Linked DNA regions of Homo sapiens: region 2 is linked to region 1. Evidence: chromatin loops called from intact Hi-C (ENCODE). Cell type or tissue: mammary epithelial cell. All regions are shown on one strand. Links, peaks and the distances in the headings refer to the core of each region. The heading gives the core; the rest is flanking DNA. Region 1 overlaps LOC124904265 (a long non-coding RNA gene). Region 2 holds the start of LOC124904260 (a long non-coding RNA gene).

Region 1 (10,433 bases), core at 2,937-7,936:
TTATGCACAAGACAGCAGGGCTTGGAACAGTAAAATCTTGTTTGCTCACGCGGCTCTGAGTAACCTAAGGGGGAAAAAACTCAGAACATTATTGATTAGATGCCAATTCACATGGCTCTCTTTGTCTGCTTTTTATTATCAGTATTTCTTTAAAAGGTTAATAGATCCTGGTCCTGACAAGCGTGAAGCCAGGAGGTGGGCTCTTATCCAGTGTTTTCATTCTTCAGCCCTCAAGAGACAATGATTAGATCTTAATATTGAATGCACAAACCACACTCACTGTGTGAACTTTCTGAGAGAGCTCCCCACCTAAAGACAGAAGAAGTGAAGAAGTTTTATTGGAAGGATTGTCAAAGGCGGGGGGCGGGGAACACTTTGAGTCTCTTTGAGCCAGTTGATTAGGGGTGAGTTGATTTTCTTATGAACACTCTAAATCTACTCTCCCTGGGGGCAGGGAAACCTGAGAAGCTTGGATTTCAATGATTTAATTCCCCTTCTAAGAATAGCCAAAACTGGGGTGGAGAGAAGCTAATGAAGTCAACCACAGAAAGAACATTTGCAAATTGAGCAAAGCCCTGTGAATCTTAGGTAATAGCTGGGAGCCGAGTTTCTTTCTTCCACATCTCATAAACTACAAAATAACTCAGCAAAACATGTCAACCAATGGATGCTCTCCACAGGTTACATGATCTAAAGCTGAGATACAAGAAGCCAAACACAATTAAAACGTGCTTCCATTGGTAGGTTCATGGTGATGCTTTGCAGAGGTATCACCTAACCTACCAAGCTTTGGACATGCTTTATTCATTACAACACTGTCAAGATTAAGTTGCCACGACTTCATATCCCAGTTCATGAATTGCATCTACATACACCATATAATGAGCCTCACCAGTGTACGGAATGTGGACAGGTCTTCCCTTAATGCTGGGATTAATTAGTTAGTCTCTGGATGTGCCCTTGAGGTTTAGCGATTCACTTCACTCCCCAGTGCAGTGAATCCAAAAAGTACAAGATCCTTTCTCCAAGGAGGAGATGCAAATTCACAGATAGCCTGAAGCCTAACCTTGGGTTAGCCCCTGAGATCGACCCAGTTCCTTCTTACAGCAGGATCTCCTTGTGATGGCTTGGCAGGATTGACTGAGCTAGTGCTTCCTTCCAATGTTTGATTGGTTAAATAAAGATATCTTTCAATGTTTATATAATAGCATTCAGAACATAGTCTCCAGGGTAACTAGTGAGTAGAAATGGCAACATGTATGAGTCGGAATATTAAAAAGGAAATACACAAATCAGTCTTTCATTTCAAGGGTACATTTGATGTTGCATATCAATATCATTTTACATTTGAGGGTGAGCCCACCCTATGTTCCCTGTGAGCTGTGAGCAAGAGACAATAATCACACCCAATCCCAGTGGAGGCTACAGGTGAGGGGGAGGAGCAAAAACCATATAAACCGGTCTTTTCCATTCTGTTAGGAATAAGATGACATGAACAGCTTTTCCTGCCACAGTATCTCACCAACAGATTAGTTTTTAAAGGGAGGTTAAATCTGTTTGAACCTTGGCAAATTTGTTACTATAACCGTAGCATAGTTGTACGTGAAAACCAAATATTATTGTCCTTTATTATTCTGCTTTGTCTCCCATGTTTTTCCCATGGCTCTTAAAACAAAAGTGCTCAGCCAGGTTCTCACCCTTTGTCACTGAATGGAATGCATATTTTTGAAGGCTGATATACAGCTTAAAAAGGCAGCCGAATTTATATGTGATTTGAATAGTTGGCACCGTCATGCCAACTACTAGCGCTATCTATTCAAAAGGCAGCATCATTTTTCCTAAGGCCTTTCCTATGGTCTGTTTTCTAGGGCAAGTTGTCTCTCCATGGTGTCTGCTGCCTTCTCATACTCTTGGCTGACTTATATTCATTCCCTGGACACTCGGGAACACACTCCCAGAGCAGCCAGATTCAGAGTCAGTTTGTCCTTCATAGATAGGCAGTAAAACATTCCAATGTAGTTCCTCTGAGAGGGCTAGAATCGCTCGAGTTCTCTCCTGCTAGTTTGTCAAAAAAACTCCTGGGTGGACGTTTAACACCAGCAACAGTGCCAAAAATGGAATAGTTTCTCGTAGGAATTATATATGCTTATTCTTAAGGCCATGTAAGTAGACCCAATGAAGGCCTACTATCTTCTTCTTGGACATCACCACGGGATGGTGTGTGTGTGTATGTGTGTGAGTGTGAGTGTGTGTGTGACAGAGAGAGAGACACAAAGAGAGAAAACATAGGAATGCCAGATCCTCTCTTGTCTAATGGACAGTTTTTCAAAAGGAGCAGTGAGAATTCCTGGGGATTCACCGGTCAGTCTCTTCCAGTGTTTATCATCTCACATTACTCTCAGAAGTAACTTGTTAAGAGTAACTCATCTAAGAACAGAAGTTAGTTATACCGAGAAAAATATTCTAGACCTTGATGCCTTTCGTTTTTAATTTCCTTGTGCGTTTTACTTCCCCCAGAGTAGATAAACCGGGGGTGTTCACTAACTGAAGTCAGAAACCTCTCAACTCAAAATGTCTGGGAAGTCCTGTGTTCTGTTAGTTCCAATATACACGCATCAGCCATAAGGGATGTCTAAATAGTGCAAGACAATAAAATCCCTTCATGTTTTCTGTTTTAGGGAAATCCTGCATGGTTGCACTAGGGTCATAAAAAATTACTAATGTGTTTTCTCATGGCGCCGGGCCATCACATGGGCCCTGTGCAGTGGTATTGTATGCGGCCTGTAATCACAAACAAATGTATTCCACAAGCAGATGAGCTGTTATATGAGAAAGTGTGAGAGGTTAGAGCTTGAGCCTTCGTGTCAGCTACGAAGCAGGTCCGCCACAGTGGAAGACCCCTGAGGCCATGCAAATGAAAATGGCAGTTCCTGGGGGGGGGGTGGGGGTGGGAGGAGGACGCCAAGAGGGATGAGGTCACTGCAATAAACATCCAGCTTCCCTCTGAATGGGAAACTAGAAAAGCCTTCAACTATGGCACTACGTGGACTAGGAAAGGAGGTAGAATTTGTGGGTCAGGTGGGGCAAAAAGTGGAAATCCCCGTAGAGAGGAGACAAGTGACATCAGCGGGTGTCCCAGAAGGAGGGGTAGCTGAACAGGGAGCCAGCAGGCCTGGAGGCAGCCTCTATCAGTGAGGGAGATGGGCTGTCTGCTTCTGCCAACACTCCTGTGAGATGTCTAGCGTGAGGGGACACACAAGGGGGCAAGTTGTCAGTATGACACCCAGGCTTGCCATCACTGCAGGCCTCACTTGGAAGGACATTTATAATACTTTCCAGGACCAAGCATCATTCTGTCCAGGCAAAAAGAAATTCCATTAAAAAGTTGATGTATTTTGTCTTTGCCCCCGAAAAGGAATGTTCAAGCTATAAACAGTGACATTTCTTCATGTGAGTTCCTGTAAAAAAAAAAAAAAAAAAAAAAGAAAGAAAGAAAGAAAAAAAAAAGGGAATGCTTTCCAGAATTCTTAGAGGTAGAAAACTACTCCATACAAGCAATACGGCCAAATCCAAAATGCATTTACACAGAAGCAGTGTTGCAGAGTAGAAATGCACAGATTAAAAGCCTTCGCTCTCCTGCTCCCTGACTGATTTTGAGCAAGTTACTTATGGTTCCCAAACCCCAGCTTCCTTCTCAGGAAACAAGGGTAGTAATATCTGCCTTAAGGATTGTTGTAAAAATAAATCTCACAATTTAATCGCCACCCTTATGCCAACAACTTCTAGGTATTTTTCTCTCTGCTCACATTTCTCTCCTGAGCTCTGGATCCATAGACTCTCTCCCATGATTCTCAGGCTCTTCCAATCAAATGTCCAAAACCAGAATCATCTTTGCTTCCTCCAGCCTCACAGATCTGTTTTCTACTCAGCTAAGGTGCCACATGCATCGCCAGAAAACTTAGGCATCTCCCTAATATCTTCTTCTCCAACACCACTCTCACCTCAAATAAATCGCCAAATCCTTTTGATTGCAACTCTTTCAAATTTTCTAGCTGTCTCCATCCCTAGATCAGGTGCCATCATTTCCTCCTAGATCATCGCAGCAGTCTCTTTGCCTCTCACCTTGGCTTCTCCTCCCAGCCTATTCTCCACACTCCCTCCAGAAAGATCTTTGGCAAGAGCGAGTGGGCTTGGTCCTCTCCCCAGCTTAAATGGCTTCCCAGTGCCCTCAGGGTATTTCTTACCCTGGCTTGCCAAGCTCTTGTCAGTTCCTTTCTTACCACTCTACCTCCTATCTTTAGTCTCCACAGCTCCTGGCACTTTAGTTCCCTTTAGCCACGTCGGACTTTCTTGACTTGCTCTTATCTTCGGTTCTTTGCAGAGGTTGTTCTCTCTGCCTGAAATTGGCTTTTTTCCTGCTGTCTCCTCTCCTCTTATCTGACTAATTGCTACTCATGCTTCAGGTCCAAATTTAGATATCACCCCTCCAGAGCCTTTGTGCCCACAAGGCTGAATAGGGGTCCCTCTTATGTCCTGCCACGATACCTTGTACTCTCCCTATCATAAGCACATGGATGTCATCGTACTGGGCTTGCCCATGGACCTGCCAGTCTCTTCCAATTGAGAGCACACTCTTTGAGGACAAGGGTTGGCAGCAATGTATCTTCAGTGACATGTGCCAGACCACTCAATAATCATGTGGGAAGGGAGGGAGAGAGGGTGGGAGAAAGGAATAACATGACATGTTAAGCACCTAACACAGAATCAGTCACATATCAGCAATTATTAGTCTCCACTTTATGTTAATAAGCCATACATGTCTACTTTTCTTAATCAGGCCCCATAATTAGTTTTTTATGCTCAGCAAACTGGTGAAGTCCCTTCAGAGCTAGATCCGTTATATCTCTACAGTGAGCCAAGTGTCCCCACGGCAAAATTGTCTTAGATTTAGTCCCACTGACAATGAATTTAAAGTATTTAGGAAAACTTTGCTAAAATGTCCTGAACACATTGGATTAGGGGACTGGAATTCGGGGTAGGGGGTTAATGCCTTTCCTTTACCCTACTTTTCTCTTCCTCTTCTTCCTCCTCTTTCTTCTTTTTCTCTCTTAATCAGAGTCACAGAGAAATCCTGGAAGAGAGAGTGTTTAAGCCAATTTGGAAAAGTGTTTCTGCTCCTATGTTCTTGGGATCTTAGAACACAGAAGGCTCTATAAGTTTCAGAAGGCTCCAGATTAGAGGTTGAAACCTTAAAACTTAACCCCATTCCTCTATGACATGACTGGGGAAACCTCCCTTCTTTCTCCAAACCTTGCTCATCCCCTCCCTAAGAGAAATAACATAACTAGAAACCAGGACTTGCCTCATCACTGTTGAGACGCCCCCATTATTTGCTGCAAGCACCGTGAGTCAGGGCAGAGTGATCTTGTTCACTGCACAACCTCAGCACAGTGCCTGGGACAGAAGAGCTGCTCAGAAAACACCTGTTGAACAAATGTGTCAAAGGAATGTTCCTTCCTCTCCTATAGGAACTCCTGGGTGTAGGAAAAGTGGGTATCTCATTTCATAGAAGGAGATCAAATCAGAGAAGTTATAGGGGCCAGGTCATGGAAGGCCTTGGAAGTCATTGTAAAGACTTTCGTCTCTTACCCTGAGTGAGATGGGGACTATTGGAGAGTTTTGTGCAGAGAAGTGACATGAGATGACATAAGTTTAAAGGATCCGTGTTATGGGTAGACTTTAGAAGTACAAGGGAAGAAGCAGGGATACAGCTATTGCAATCATCCTGGAAGGAATCATGGTGGTCTGGCCAGGGTAGAAGCAGTGGAGGTAATAAGAGGGGACATATTCCAGATATATTTCAAAGGAAGCACCAACAAAATTTCCTGACAGATGGGATGTGGTGTGTAAGAGAAAAAGAGGAGTCAAAGATGACTCTAAGTGTTTTAGCCAGAACATCTGGAAGCAAGAGTTGCCATTTCTTGAGGTGGATCACAAACAGATTTGAAGAAAGGATGAGGAACTTGGTTTGGCCTTCAATGTTAGGTGATTGAGAAGATAAAGAAGAACCAGTAAAGGAAAACAAGAACAGCCAGTGAGGCAGGAGGAAAGCCAAGTGAGTGTGATGACCCAGAGGTCAAGTAAAGAAAGGGCTTTAGAGGAAACAGATTGATCAAGTAGAGCAACTGTTCAGAGAATTCAACTAAGATGAGGCCTGAGACTGACCTCTGGATTTATCAATGGAGGACACTGGTGACCCTGACAATCCCAGTGCTCTTGATCACTCAGTATAATATTTCAAGCAAGAAAAGAAAAGTAAGTTGCCTAGAATTCCATTTCTAGAAATTAGGAAATACAGTCATTGTCAAAAGGTTGCCATCTGTTAGGTAAGTCCTCTCAACAGTCATGGTGTGACATTGGCCCCATCTCACCTCCTGGCTGAACCACTGCTCATGAATTATAGTTCCAGTTTGTTAGTGAGTTCAGGGAAAGAGTCCATGATGTAACCTTCATCGTGTAACCTTGAACCAGTGCCCAAAATGACTTAGATTTCTCACTATGAAAATAAATATAATGGTCACCACTAAACTAAAATATCAAAACTTGATAAATGCTGGCCCGAGAGAACAATGCTGGCATTGGATTTGCTGAAAAGGAAAGCCACATTCCACAACTACCTTTAAGTCTGTGGAAATGGAAATTTTTTAAATACAGAAAAAGAAAAACTACCGACCCACATGCAAAGGGTGGATTAGGTGGTTTCCACATAGTTAGTGAGGTTCTGTTACCTTAGCGAAGTTCTGGTAAGAATGGGCATTCCTCACCAGCATAATCACTTGCCACTCTTTGGAATTCAGGAAGTGTTTCACAGCAAATGGATAAATGAAATGAGTCAGTGAACAGGATTCATTAGTTGCCTTTCCATAGCCTTCCCTGACTAATCTAACCGCATACTAATCATTGCTTCTTGTTTCTCTGACCCTACCAACTCAACTCTAAGTTCCTTGAGAACTATATAATAAGATGTATTTCTTTGTGTTCCTCACCACACTTAGTTTAGTATTATAGTTATTACTTAATATATACTTCTTGACTGAGCAAAAAATTTAAAAAAGAAATTGAGCTGTTAAGCTAAGGATATAAATTTAATTTAAATCTTCAAGAAAAAGAGATAAGAGAAACAGTGCAAATAAGCCTTACAATGTGCTCAGATTATAATGGTCTGCAGGATTAAACCAACTGGAGCCAACATTCCTCTGATGTTTTGGTATCCAATGGTCTTATCAGTAGGTTTCCAACCATTAATCGTGAGCCATTATTTACTGTTGCCAGTCACTGCCTTCTGGTGTCCCTAGTGATACAACCTTAACCTTCCAAGGGCCCTGTGTCACTTTTGTGTGATGTTTTCATCACACAAAGGGAAGACAGCTGTTTTCTTGGTCGCACTACTTCGTGGTGTCCCAATGAGATGATGGGACTATGTAGCTCTCTACACATGAACTGACTCCATATGCATTCCCACGGGGGATCTTAGCTTGCTTTCTCTCTTTCTTTTTCTTTCAACAAAAAAGGTTAAGTTTTTGTCATTGCTTACATCAGTAACAAAAAACAAATAGACAAACTTTGAAAGGATTGAGGATGGTCAACCCTAGTCAAAGATTGTCTAGCTCATGTTATTTATTCACATTCATGATATGAGTTTATTATATCCATGCTCTTCAGTAATGGCATTGATAATAGGAAGGTTGATTTGGAAAAGCAAAATGTTAAACACTAACCTGAGAAATAATCTGTGATCTTTTCTTCTCTCCAAATTAGTAAAACAAACACTGTGAGCTTTAAAATAATAGAGGTGTGTACTTGGAAATAGTGGATTGCTCTTTTCCGTTTTCCCAGCTGCCATGCTATGGCTAACATGATACTCGAGGTTGTAGCAGAACTTCCAAAGTAAACTTGATCTTTAGAGTTTTACAACAATGATGGGTGAACTTCAGAAAGTTCAGAGATTTTTCTGTCCAAATGGAGAAATAACATTCTTGTGCCAGTTTTCTGTATCTCTGAATTATTTAGTTGAAGTTTTCACAACAATGGCAATTTCTTGACCGTTTCATGCTGGTGACAGGAAATTACACAAGTAGAGTAAGTTTTCTCAACACCCATTCATCAGTTAGCAACAATTCATTGTAGTTTCTACTGTTTAGCCTGAGTCTAGATGCAAATGTTGAAAATGAGGGATATGGTGTTCAGGTTTTCAAAGTGAGATATGGAAGCCCACTCTTTATAGATCTGCCTTGTATCTTGATACAACTTTTTGGTCTCTGTCTTTGAGGGAAGCCATCCTTTAGACACACTCCTAGGTTGTCAGCTATGCCACCAATGAGAAGGGCAGATTATCTCAACCAGGGTTTATCAACAAATGAAGGACAATTTTCTATTCTTATCCTTTACAATTCTAGAAAAAGCAAAAAGCAAGACAAAACAAAAGATGTCACCCAAAGATGTTTTCAGTACAACGGAATCAAACTCTAAAATAAGATGTAAAAGGCCAAGCATAAAGTTGGACAGTGATGGTCTTCCAGATATTCAGTTACACTATCAGGCCCTCAGAGCAATGATCTCAATTTATTTTGTTGGACAATTTATCATTCACAGCACACTGGCCCATTTACACCAAAGGAGGAGAGATCAGGCATTGCACACCCACCACACAACCACCCAAGTTGCAAACTGCAGAGCCAGGGCTTGAATCGTGATTTCGGCTTCTAAATCCATATCGTTACACTGCCTATGGGGTGAAATCTTCAGTTATATAGATAATTTTTTTTTATTTTTCAAAATATTTTTCAAGATATTGTTGAATTGTAAAAGCATCACTTGTGCCTAGGTTCAAATCCTGGCATAGCCACTTATATCAGTGGGCAAGTAGTGTGATCTCTTTAAACATCAGTGTCCTCAACTATAAAAAGACAGTAATAATTCTACCTTCTTAAGGTTGTTGTAAGAATTAAATAGAATAATTCATGCAAAGCATGGAACCTAGTAAGTGCTTGACAGAATGTGGCTTTAATTGTTGATAATAAAAATGATCTATGTTCATTGTAGAAAATGTATCCAAGTATTAAGAAGAAAATATCTCTCATAAATCTACCATCCTGATACAATCCCTTAACCATTACAGCAGATTTTCAATTTTTCTAGGTAATGCTGCATAATGCATTTCTTTGTTATGAAGATTTTCAAACACACAAAAGTTAAAAGGCAAGTGCAATGACTACACATGTATTTTCCTCCTAGAGTCAATAATTATATATACTTTGCCATATTTGCTCTGTGTGTGCGTATGTGTTTAGATTTTGCTGTTTCGTGTCCTTATGCATTACCTGTGTTGGATCTTCCTCAGTACTACTTCCAATTAGAAAATCCAGGGAGTCGGTAAGCAGACATACATATATACATATGTGTTTTTTTGCTGAAATATTTGAAAGTAAACTGCAATTATCGTAGCATTTCACTTATAAATATTTCAATATGCATCTCCTAAAAATAAGAACATCCTCCCACATAATCATAATATCATTATCGCAAGAGGATATTCACGATTATTCGCTAACGTCATTTAATATCCAGTTGATATTTAAATTTTTTAAATTGTCCCCCAATGACTTTTTGCTGTTTATTTTCAAACTATTTCATGCATTGTCTTTTGTTATGCCTCTTTGATCCTAGAACGGTCTTCTCACCAGTTTTACATTACTCTAAGTATACTTTTTAATGATGCATACATTCCAGTGTAGGCACAGTCGTGGCCAGTCCCTCAGCTTAGACATACAAATGGTTTCCTTCTTCCCTATGATGAATCGTGCTAAGATGAATACCTTAGTGCATTGACTTCTTTCACCTTTTCTGGTTACTTCTGAATATTTACATTTTTTAAAAAGATAAGAAAATATTTAAAACCCTTCTTAGATATTAGCAGACTACTTTCCAGAAGGGTTTTATCCACTGCTATCCCCCCAAAGTATTTGAGCATGCCAGGATAGCTGGGGCTTTCAAAGCCTCCTTGTCCTGAGGAGTCCTGGTTTAAATGCCACATTCTCCGGAGGACATTTTCTGGTCTACACTGGGCGAGTTCCCTTGCCATGCATTGTTTCTTGTGATTACTTAATTATCAGCTCCTCCCCTCTAAGAACAAGGAATCTTTACTTGAAGAGGCCAGTTTTTCTCTGAAATTGGGAGCTCAATGAAGCTGGTTGATTGCTTTTAGTATTATGCCAATATTAAAAAAAATTTAACATAAAACTTCTGGCTCTTTTAATTTTCACCAAAACAATACTTTATGATTAAATATTACCCTATGTACATTAAATATTGCCATAACTTTAAAACTGATGGGACTCTATTCCTAAGGGAACCTTTGGAAAATTCTTATTTTA
Region 2 (10,433 bases), core at 2,093-7,092, 75 kb before region 1:
ATACTTGAATCTGGGTGACTGGTTCTTTATGGAGGCACAGAAAAGGGCCGGCTGACACTTTACAGATTGAGTGTAATGTTCAGGGAATTTGGCATTTCTGCCACGGGCTCTGGCTGCCCTGGTAACTGCTTTCCTTCTCCCTGCTGGTAAAAGTGCAGGAGAAAAGGGTTAAATAAATGTTTGTGATATGATAAGGTGCTTGTTTATTCAAGGAATGACAGATTATTGGCTCCAAAGGCAGCCCTGAAAAATAGTACAAAGGAACTGGCTCTCCCTTCGCGGATGATGTGATTTCCTCCTGAGATTCTGCTCTTTCCTAGGAACAATTTGCCCTGGGAATTAAGAAAGATGATTTCCCTGCCATCAGATATGAACATGGAGTTGGCGCTGAGGGCTGGAGCCCCAGAAGCTGGCTGGGAACTGGGATGGGCTTGTTTTGGGGAATGACTTTCCTGCAGGGATTTTTCTCTCACTGCCCTCAGGCTGGCCCAGCACAGAGCTCAGCTTCCAGCATCCACGTGCCCTGCTTACTACCCAGAAAGGCTGCAGGGCATCAGCGTGTTGCTACTTCTGAGAGCCTGGGAAAAGAAGTTACGTACTCAGGAGGGGGACTTCTTCCTCAGGAAATCCTGGTGCCAGGTCTGCCTCTAGCCCCAGACTGCTGTGTTCATCCCCTGACCATTCCCACATGGCATGGACACATGTGCCCAGGATGGCATGCATATCTGTCCATTTCCACACCAACACAAGCTGCACTACATGAGCTTTCTCCTGTTGTCCTCTAGTGATTTCATAGCTAGTCCTGCAGGAGAATTCAGTTCCAGATCCCCAAACAATGAGGCATTCACCTAAAGTTGGTGCACTTTTCCTCGGGGAGCAAACATCAGTGGCTGCCAACCCTGAAAATCACAGAGATCTGTACGAGGGGGCCTGTACAAGTGAGCCTAGAAGGGCTGTGACACCTTGCTGTGCACTGTGAGCTGTTCCGTTCATGCCCAGCTTCTGGATGCTGCTCTGAGGTGGCTTCCGCCTGCAGAGCAAGGGTTCTGAGCCCAGCATGCTTCAGCCACAACTCTTCCTTTCCCCTCTCCTGGCCCTGCTTCTGGCATGCCATAGAGAGGTCATTCACATACTTGCTGACTAGAAGGGTTCATACAAGATGTTTGGCATAGTTCTCATTTGAAAAGAACACATTGCCAAAATCAAACACCAAGGGAAAAATAAGTTGTTGTTTAACGGCTGTTTTTCTGGCATCCTAGGAACTACTGTATGATTTTTATAATGGCCCAGTCACTTTATCAGCTGATGTGCTGCTTATTTGTAAGTCATAAGGCATCAGCCTGGGGAACCCAGTGCCCTTCAGACACAGTGACTCAGGTTTGAGCCGACGGCAGGGACGTTATCGAAGGTCCACGGTTGGGCTATTTTTATGATTGCATTCAGTACTAATAGGGCTTTTGGAGTGTACACAGCCATGTGCTCATTGTTGAACTATACAAGATAAGATCCTTGTCCCAAGGAGCTTACTGCCTGACTTTTGCAAAAACCAGATGGCAGAAAATGGTTTCCCTCTGCCCATCAGCAATGATTGAGGGGGTGGAGATGAGAAGCGGTGCAGTCAATTCATAACTCTCCTGGGGTGGGACCTTTGCTTTGGCATTTATCCCATGTGATGTTTTAATCATGGACTATCCTTCCCCATCATCTGCTATTCCATAAGCTGCATCTCCAGGGAGCTCTGAGAATTCAAGCTTATTTGAATATCAACTTAATTAAAGCATCATTAGATCATAAAGCACCATACATAGACACACACATTATGCACATAAACATTTGCAAAAATATCATGGATTTTGAAACTAGCCATAAATGACTTTTGGACTGCCAGTGGGGACATGAGGAAGGAAATGAAAATTGTACCTACTGTGGTGGGTCATATCCGAATCATATGCTGTGATGCTGGATTATGAAGTGCCAGCCGCGATGCCCCAGCAGATCAATTGGGTCTCTGGGACAGTTTCTGCCTGGGTCTGCCTCAGCTGGGAAATGTCCAGCAGAGCACTGTGAATAGGCCCCCACAACCTGCACATCAGTGCCTCTGGCCCCAGAGGAGCTTCCCGGCACCTGGGCATGTCAGTGACCTTATTTCAGGATAGCCCCCTAAGTCTTCAAGCCATTTGCAACTGCATGGGTTTACTTGAAGGCCAAAAATCTATTTCCTATGACATGTGAACAGTCTTACCAAAGGTGCACACACTGGTTAAACCCTGGATGAGCAAGTGTATTTACTCAGCACTTGCTTTGCCTTCATCTGGGCTCTCCGAAAGCAGATTCTTAGGCTGGGATTTGAGTGGGAGCACCAGCCAGGTGGTGAGGAGGGAAGCTAATGTAGGGTGTGGTACGCTACCATGGTATAGCAGTGTAGGTTACTGCTGTGAGCAGCTGAGGCGCCATCCCACTGGGGACATCTGGGAGATGGTGTAGGATGCATCTAGAGCTCTCCCTCCCTAGTGGCAAGGAAGCCAGGACATTGAAACATGAAGTCTTCTTCACCTTTGGCTCAGGGTTAGTCCAGGGACATCAACCCCCAGGCATTGCCTGCCCTGCCCTATCTGCAGGCTCAGCAGATCCCTTAACCAAAAAAGTCCCCAGTGTGGAGACCTGCAGTTGCTGGTGGTGAGGGTCACCAGTATGGCAACGGTAGGGGCCAAGGGACCCTGATGTAGGCAGGGACCCAACAGGGTCTGCCATAGGTTTCCTTCTTTCCTTCCTTCTTTTAAGTGTAAGGAACTCCTTTGAGAGAAGTTGGAGGTATGTACACATTTTCCCAGTGAATGGAGCCAATATTGAGACATCTAGAAAAAGGGAAATGAAAGAAGAGGGGAGAAAAACACAGGATTCAGCTCAGTTTTCCTTTACTCTGGAAAGTCTCCAAGCCCCTCCTCTCACTCTCTGACCAGCGACCTGATGTAAGTGCACCCCCACTCGACACCCATAGCCCTGAATTGTAATTGTCTGTTCATGTGTCATCCTTGCAAACCAAGGCATTCTTTCACTCGTTTGTCTTTATTTCTGTACTCTCTGTACTTACTTGCTTGGCATTGACAGGTGCTTAATTAATCTCTAGAAAATGAATGAAAGGTGGCTTTATTTACATTATTCCACATTTATCTCTACCAAAATTTTAAAGATTTACTCAGGAACAGAAGTTCCAACCTAGTTCCTTTGGACCTTTGTTGGTTGAATTTTAGAGATCTTTTTGTTGTTGTCCTAAACCAGGTGCCAGATCCCTGCAGAGATTTTCCAACATCAGGATTCTTCCTATAGAGAAAAAAGACACTCCCCATGAGGAGTCTGGAGCCCAGTGAAGTGGAAAGCTGAGATGCTCAGGCTGAAAACCATCCCTGAAGGTTAGAGGTCTAGCAGAAAGCAGTAGCTCATTAAACATTCATTTTTAATTTTTGCAAAGACAAAAGTAGAAGGCCACATTATCATTTATCATTCCCTGAAGAGGAGGTAAAAGTATATGACAGAGCAAAACCTGGTCACCACTTCTGACCAAGCCTTTCCTCTTCCAGTATCTATGATTTGGGCTTAATGATGGTTTTCTTTAGTACAAGATCTCTACTCTGCTCTAGATAATCTGATGACACGGTGATGACCTTTGCCTCCATCTCTCCTTCAAGACATTCCACTTTTCTGGTACCCAGAGCTGACCCCTTCCTCGGATGGTACCTACACTGGATTTTCCTACTGGATGGCCAAGATCAGAGTTGTTCAAGGTAAGACTTTCCTGGGCTGTGACATGCCCAGGGGACCCCGCAGATCCCTGTGGGAGGCTCTGGGAATCTTTCCCATTATGGGCAAATGAGAGAACTCATTCATCCACTCCAGAGTTTTTCAACCTACGTGCTATTGGCATTTTGGATGGGAATATTCTCTGTTGTGTGGGGCTGTCCTGTGCCATGTAGGATGTTTAGCAATTTCCCTGGCCCCTACCCACCAGATAATAGCATCACCCCTTCCAAACAAAATGACTGTCTCCAGATATTGCCACATGCCCTGTGGGGTGAAAGATTACCCTTGGTTGAGACCCATTGCTCTAGCCCAAGCCTGATGACAATTAGTAAGATATTGGCTCAAAGGCTGCATTTCTGGGGTCTCTTGGAATCTCCTTGATCTTGCGGCAGGAGTCTCTAGGGTTAATACATTTACCGTCACTGCTATCTTCCGAACACCTATTATATGGCAAACATTGTTTTGGCCCTTGAGATAGAGCTGTTATGTGTAGTAAATGACCCTCTTTATTCCGATGAGGAAATGGAAGCCCAGAAAGACTCTCAGCCAAGGTATTCCAACAACACATGCCTTGCAAATGGTGGGACTAGGATTTAAATTGGGGTCTTTTGACTTCAAAGCCTGTTCTCCTTCTACTCCCGTTCTCCCCTATCTTAATATACACAGTCCATCCCCTCTGAGGAACTGGCTAGAGAAAGTAATTCAGTAGATAGTATATGTTTCCCAAAACGGCCACCTTTGTGACACCCAAGTTCTGAAATATTAGAAATAATACCTTCTAGAACACACACACTTTGAGTATTGACTCACTTACCAAAATCCCTCAAGAGTATTCTCTCTGTGCTGTGGCCCTGAGGAAAGAGGAGTGAGCAAGAATTCCTGTGCTGGAGGAGCTGTTCCGCCAATGGAACATGTGGGCCTGAGAAGCTTCATTTGCAATACATTATGGAATATGCACTATTTAGAAGAGGCCTACAAAGGCATTGGAGTATGAGGTTGTTTGATCTCACAGTATAGGGGTCCTTTGTGCCAAATATGGCCTGTTGCCTACTTTGTAAGGTACAAACCATGACCCGTGGGCCAAATCTAGCCTGCAGCCCATTTTTGTAAGGCATATGAGTTAAGGACGGTTCTTATACTTGTAAAGTTTTGTTTAAAAAACAACAACAACAAACAAAGGAGAATAGGTGACGGAAGCTATATGTGGATCACAAAGCCTAAAATATTTACGATCTGGCTCTTTGCCAAATCCACACTTAGAATGAAAGTAAGTATCTTTGCAGCAATTAGTAGGTGTGTACTTAGAAGATAGGTTAGGCACAGTGGCTCAGGCCTGCAATCCCAGCACTTTGGGAGGCTGAGGCAGGCAGATCACTCAGGAGTTAAAGACCCCGGGCAACATGGTGAAACTTCATTTCTACAAAAAAATACAAAAATTAGTCAGGCATAGTGGCACACCCCTGTGGTCCCAGCTACTCAGGAGGCTGAGGTGGGAGGGTCACTTGAACCTGGCAGGTAGACATTCCAGTGAATCACAGTCACGCCACTGCACTCCAGCCTGGGGGACAAAGCAAGAACCTATCGAAAAAAATAATAATAATTTTTTATCCTAGGTTCACACAATAAAAGCAATAAAAGGATCAGTGAGGATGGGATGAGTTGTCATTGTTTCTTCTTTGGAGGAATCCTACATTGATGATCACTTCACAAAGAGATCATGTTAAACACTACATTCTATGAGTCTTTCACTGTTCAGAGCATGGAAAATGTGTGGCATGTCATAAAAGTTAAGGCAATTCGAAGTGTTAACAAATCCAAAATTTCTAAGGCTTAAGACAAGAGAAGTTTATTTCTTGTCCAGTCACTAATTGGTTATGAGAGCAGGAGTGCTCTGCTTCACACATAACATTCAGGAACCTGGGCTGAGAAAGGCTCTTCTGTACTCAACGTGTAACTTCCCAAGTCATCCTAGATGTCAGCAACCTGCAGGAAGACATAGGAAGAGAGCGAATGGTGAGTTTTCAATGGGAGCTTTTTATGGGCCAGGCCTGGAAAGGATGTTCCTCACTTCCACTCCTATGTTATCGGCCAGAACTCAGTCTCATGGCCACACCGAACTGAAAGGGAGGCAGTGTAGCTGTGGGCCCAGGAAGAAGGGGAAATGGGTTCTGGTGAACACAAAGCAGTCTTTGCCACCAGAAGAAACCTTGGATAAAACTGGAAACTGGTTGCTTTGTAGTGACAAAGAGATTTGAGTTAGTAAGAGGAGAGCTAGCATTTGAATGTCATATTCAGAGCAGATAAAAACCCGATTGTTGGGAGGGGGGTTAAGACGGCTGACTAAAGGTTCTGGTACTCATCACTTCCACAAAGAAGAACCAAAATTGCAAGTAGATAATCACACTTTGAATAGATCATCTAAGAGATAAAACTGGAATTCAACAGAAAAGTGTCAGGAAACATCTAAGGCAAGGAAAGAGGGGCTAAAAAAAAAAAAAAAAAAAAAGGAAGGAGAAGGAAGCCAGGCAGCTTGCTCAGCTGGGATCAGCTGGGAACCAGAAGAGGCTTCTCAATGCAGGTAAAAGGTAAGTAAGTGATCCCCAACACCCAACACTCCACATTCCCACTCTGAGCTCCTGCATTCCGAGCCATGGAAGAGCCCCTCGACTCTCCCATGCCCTGAGACAAACCTAGAGAGCTGCCTGGAAACTGCACAGTGGCATTGCGCCAGAGATGGAGCTCACATTGGGCCCCCTGCACACCTCAAGTCCTAAGCAGCTTCAGCATGGTGCCATTTTGAGAGCTCAGCCACTGCCAAACTGCATCCTGCCTTGGGGCTCAACAGCCCCTTCATCTTCACATCCCTGGAGCCCCATTGACATCCCATAGGTAGCTGCCATCATTGCTGGCTGCCTCCATTGGGGTCATTGCATGACCACTCACAGTAGCGAGACTGCTACACATAGGCAAGTGCTCTACAGACAGGCTGTTCCACCCAAAGCCACCACCTGGGGCTGAAGTTCATGCATCCCAGCTGCCTGCCTGTGGCTGCTGCCACTGAAAACAACCCTGCCCTCTCCAGCAGTGGGGATGCCACACAGTCACTGCCACCCCCACCTGAACATTCCACTAGGGGCCTGGGGATCACCCCACCCCTTCCTACTACAACCAACACCTGCATGTATCACTGGGAGGCCTGAAGAGATAACTTTACTGTGTATAGTATCCTTATCTGGCAGGTTTGTTTTCAGCACTTTGAATATATCATCCCATGCTCTCCTGGCATTTAAGGTTTCTTCTGAGAAATCCACTGTTAGTCTGATGGGGGTTCACTTGTAAGTGACTAGATGCTTTTCTCTTGCTGTTTTTAGCATTTTCTGTTTGTCTTTGAATTTTCACATTTTGACTACAATATGCCATGGAGAAGATCTTTTAAAATTGCATCTGTTTAGGGATCTCTGAGCTTCCTGTATTTGGACAGCAAAAATGCAAATATTTGATTGCCAGAAAGAAAGAAAAAAACCAAAAGAATATAAAGCTTATTTAATGAAACAACAGCTGAAAACTTCCCAAGTCTACTAAGACATTTAGACATCCAAATACAAAGTTATACTTCATAAGTGAAGGGGAAATGAAGTCTTTCCCAGGTAAACAAAAGCTGAGGGAATTCACCGCCACTAGATTAATCCCACAAGAAATGCCTAAGGGAGTCCTATTCCTGGGAGTGAAAGGACGATATCTACTACCATAAAAACACACAAAAGCGTTAATATAAAACCCACTGGTAGAGCAAACACACAAGTAAGGAATAGAAAGGATGCAAATGTTATAACCACAGAAAACTACCAAGTGACAATGATAAAACGTAAGAGAGAAAGAAAGGATATACAAAACAACCAGAAATCAATTAATAAAATGATAAAAATAAACCCTGACATATCAATAATAACTTTGAATGTAAGTGAATTAAATTTTCCATTTAAAAGATATAGAATGGCTAAGTGAAATTTTTTAAATGACCTAACTATATGCTGCCTACAAAGAAACATGTCTCACCTGTAAAGACATATATAGACTGAAAGTAAAGAGATGGAAAAGTATATTCCGTGCAAATGGAAACCAAAAGAGAGCAGGAGTAGCTACCTTTATATCAGTTAAAACAGACTTTAAGGCAAAAACAGTAAAAAGAGTAAAAGAAGGTTATTATATGATAAAGGGATCAATTCAGCAAGAGGATGTAACAATTCTAAACATACATGCATGCAGCATCAGAGCACTGAGGTATACAAAGCAAATATTATTAGATCTAAAGGGAGAGATGGAATTCAATATAAAAATAGTTGAAGAGTTCAATACCACACTCTCAGTATTAGGCAAATCATTTAGACAGAAACTTTGGATTTAAACTGCACTTTAGACCAAATGGACCTGACATATATTTACAGAACATTTCATCCAATAGCTACAGAATATACATTATTCTTATCAGCACATGAAACATTCTCCAGGATAGACCATATGTTAGCACACAAGAAAAGTCTCAACAAATTTTTAAAAATTGATATCAAATTAAATATCTTCTCAGACTACAATGGAATAAAACTAGAAATTAATAACAAGAGGAACTTTGGAAACTGTACAAATACATGGAAATTAAACAACATGCTCCTGAATGACCAATGGGTCAAAGAAGAAATTGAGAGGAAAATAAAAAAGATTACTGGAACAGATGAAAATAGAAACATGACATACCAAAACCTATCAGATACAACAAACGCATTGTGAAGACAGGATTCACAGCAATAAACTCCTACATTTAAAAAGTAGAAAGATTTCAAATAAACAATTTAATGATGCACCTGAAATAACTAGAAAAGCAAGAACAAACCAAACCCAAAATTAATAGCAGGACAAAAATAATACAGATCAGAGCAGAACTAAACAAAATAGAGACTAAAATACAATATCAAAAATCAGTTAAATGAAGAGTTAGTTTTTTGAAAAGATAAACAAGATCAATAAACTCCTAACTAGATTAATCAGAAAAAAGAGAGAAGACCCAAATAAACCAAACTAGAAACAAAAAAGAAGACATTACAAGTGATACCACAGAAATACAAAAGATCATCAAACGTTGTTATAAACAACTATACACTAACAAACTGGAAAATTTAGAGGAAATGGATCTATTTCTGGACACATACAGCCTACCAAGATTGAATCAGGAAAGAATAAAAAGCCTGAACAGACCAATAATGAGTAGAAAAATTGAATCAGTAATAAAAATTCTTCCAAAAAAACAAAAGCTCAGGACCAGATAAATTCACTGCTGAATTCTACCAAACTTACAAAGAACTGATACCAATTCTCCTCAAACTGTTACAAAAAAATTAAAAAAGAAGGGATTCTCCCTATCTCAATCTATAATGCCAGCACCACCCTGATACAAAACCAGACCAGGATGTGACAAAAAAGAAAACTACAGGCCAATATCCCTGATGAACATAGAGACAAAAATCCTCAACAAATTACTAGCAAACAAAATGCAACAGCATATCAAAAAGACAATACACCATGATCAAGTGGGATTTATCCCAGGTTGCAAGGATGGCTCAACATATGCAAATCAATAAATGTGATACATTACATCAACAGATGAAGGACAAAATCCACATGATCATCTCAACAGACACAGAAAACAACATTTATTAACATCCAATATAACTTCATTAAAATCTTTCAATAAACTAGGCATAGAAGGAGCATATCTCAACATAACAGCTATATATGACAAACCCACAGCTAACATGGGGAAAAACTAAAAGATTTTCTTCTAAGAACTGAAAAGAGACAAGAACGCCTACTTTCACTACTCCTATTCAACACAATATTGGAAGTCCTAGCCAAAGAAATCAGGCAAGAAAGAAAAATACAAGGCATCCAAATTTGAAAAGAGGAAGTAAATTGTCCCTCTTTGCTGATGATACGATTTTATATCTAGAAAACCAAAAAGCTCTTAGAGGTAATAAATAAATTCAGCAAAGTTGCAGAATACAAAATCAACAAACAAAAATCAGTAGTGTTTCTATACCCCCATAATGAATTAGATGAAAAAGATATCAGGAAGGTAATTCTATCTACAATAGCTACAGAAAAAACTAACTAAAAGCCTAGGAATAAATTTAACTAGTTAAGTGAAATATTTCTACAAGGAAAACTGCAAAACACTAATGAAAGAAATTAAAGAGAACACAAACAAATAGAAAGACATCCCATGTTCTTGGGTTGGAATAATTAATATCATTAAAATGACCATACTACCCAAACACATCTACAGATTCAATGCAGTCTCTATCAAAATACCATTGTCATTTTTCACAAAAATAGAAAAAAAATCCTAAAACTTCTATGGAACCAAAAAAGAGACCAAATAGACAAAACAATCTTGAGTAAAAAGAATAAAGCTGAAGGCATCATACCACCTAACTTCAAAATATGTTACAAGACTATAGTAACCAAAACAGCATGATATTGATATCAAAACAGACACATGGACCAGCAGAAAAGAGTAAAGAACCAGAAATAAATTGATGTATTTGCAGCCAATTGACTTTCAACAAAGGCACCAAGGACAT

The links. A loop is a pair of places that touch in the nucleus more often than their neighbours do. Peaks named below come from ENCODE experiments on the same cell type or tissue, not always from the same donor. Only the 100,000 strongest peaks of a DNase experiment are listed, where the experiment ranks them.
Region 2: it touches region 1 in a loop (2.2-fold over the local background); 45 of 110 quality-filtered maps call a loop at or near these places.

What each region holds. Positions count from the first base shown.
Region 1 is chr18:22,545,160-22,555,592 of GRCh38, forward strand. The region is part of intron 2 of LOC124904265 (a long non-coding RNA gene); the gene reads left to right. Among named protein-coding and RNA genes, the nearest start is that of CTAGE1, 130 kb to the left of the region's middle. In mammary epithelial cell, for the core only: no CTCF peak of the experiment used is centred there; DNase peaks (open chromatin) are centred at 5,392 and 6,842; H3K27ac peaks cover 2,443 bases.
Region 2 is chr18:22,470,586-22,481,018 of GRCh38, forward strand. LOC124904260 (a long non-coding RNA gene) reads right to left here and starts at 5,185. Exons shown (of 3, transcript XR_007066305.1): 1 at 1-5,185. RefSeq lists an enhancer at 1-2,356 and a silencer at 21-315. In mammary epithelial cell, for the core only: no CTCF peak of the experiment used is centred there; no DNase peak of the experiment used is centred there.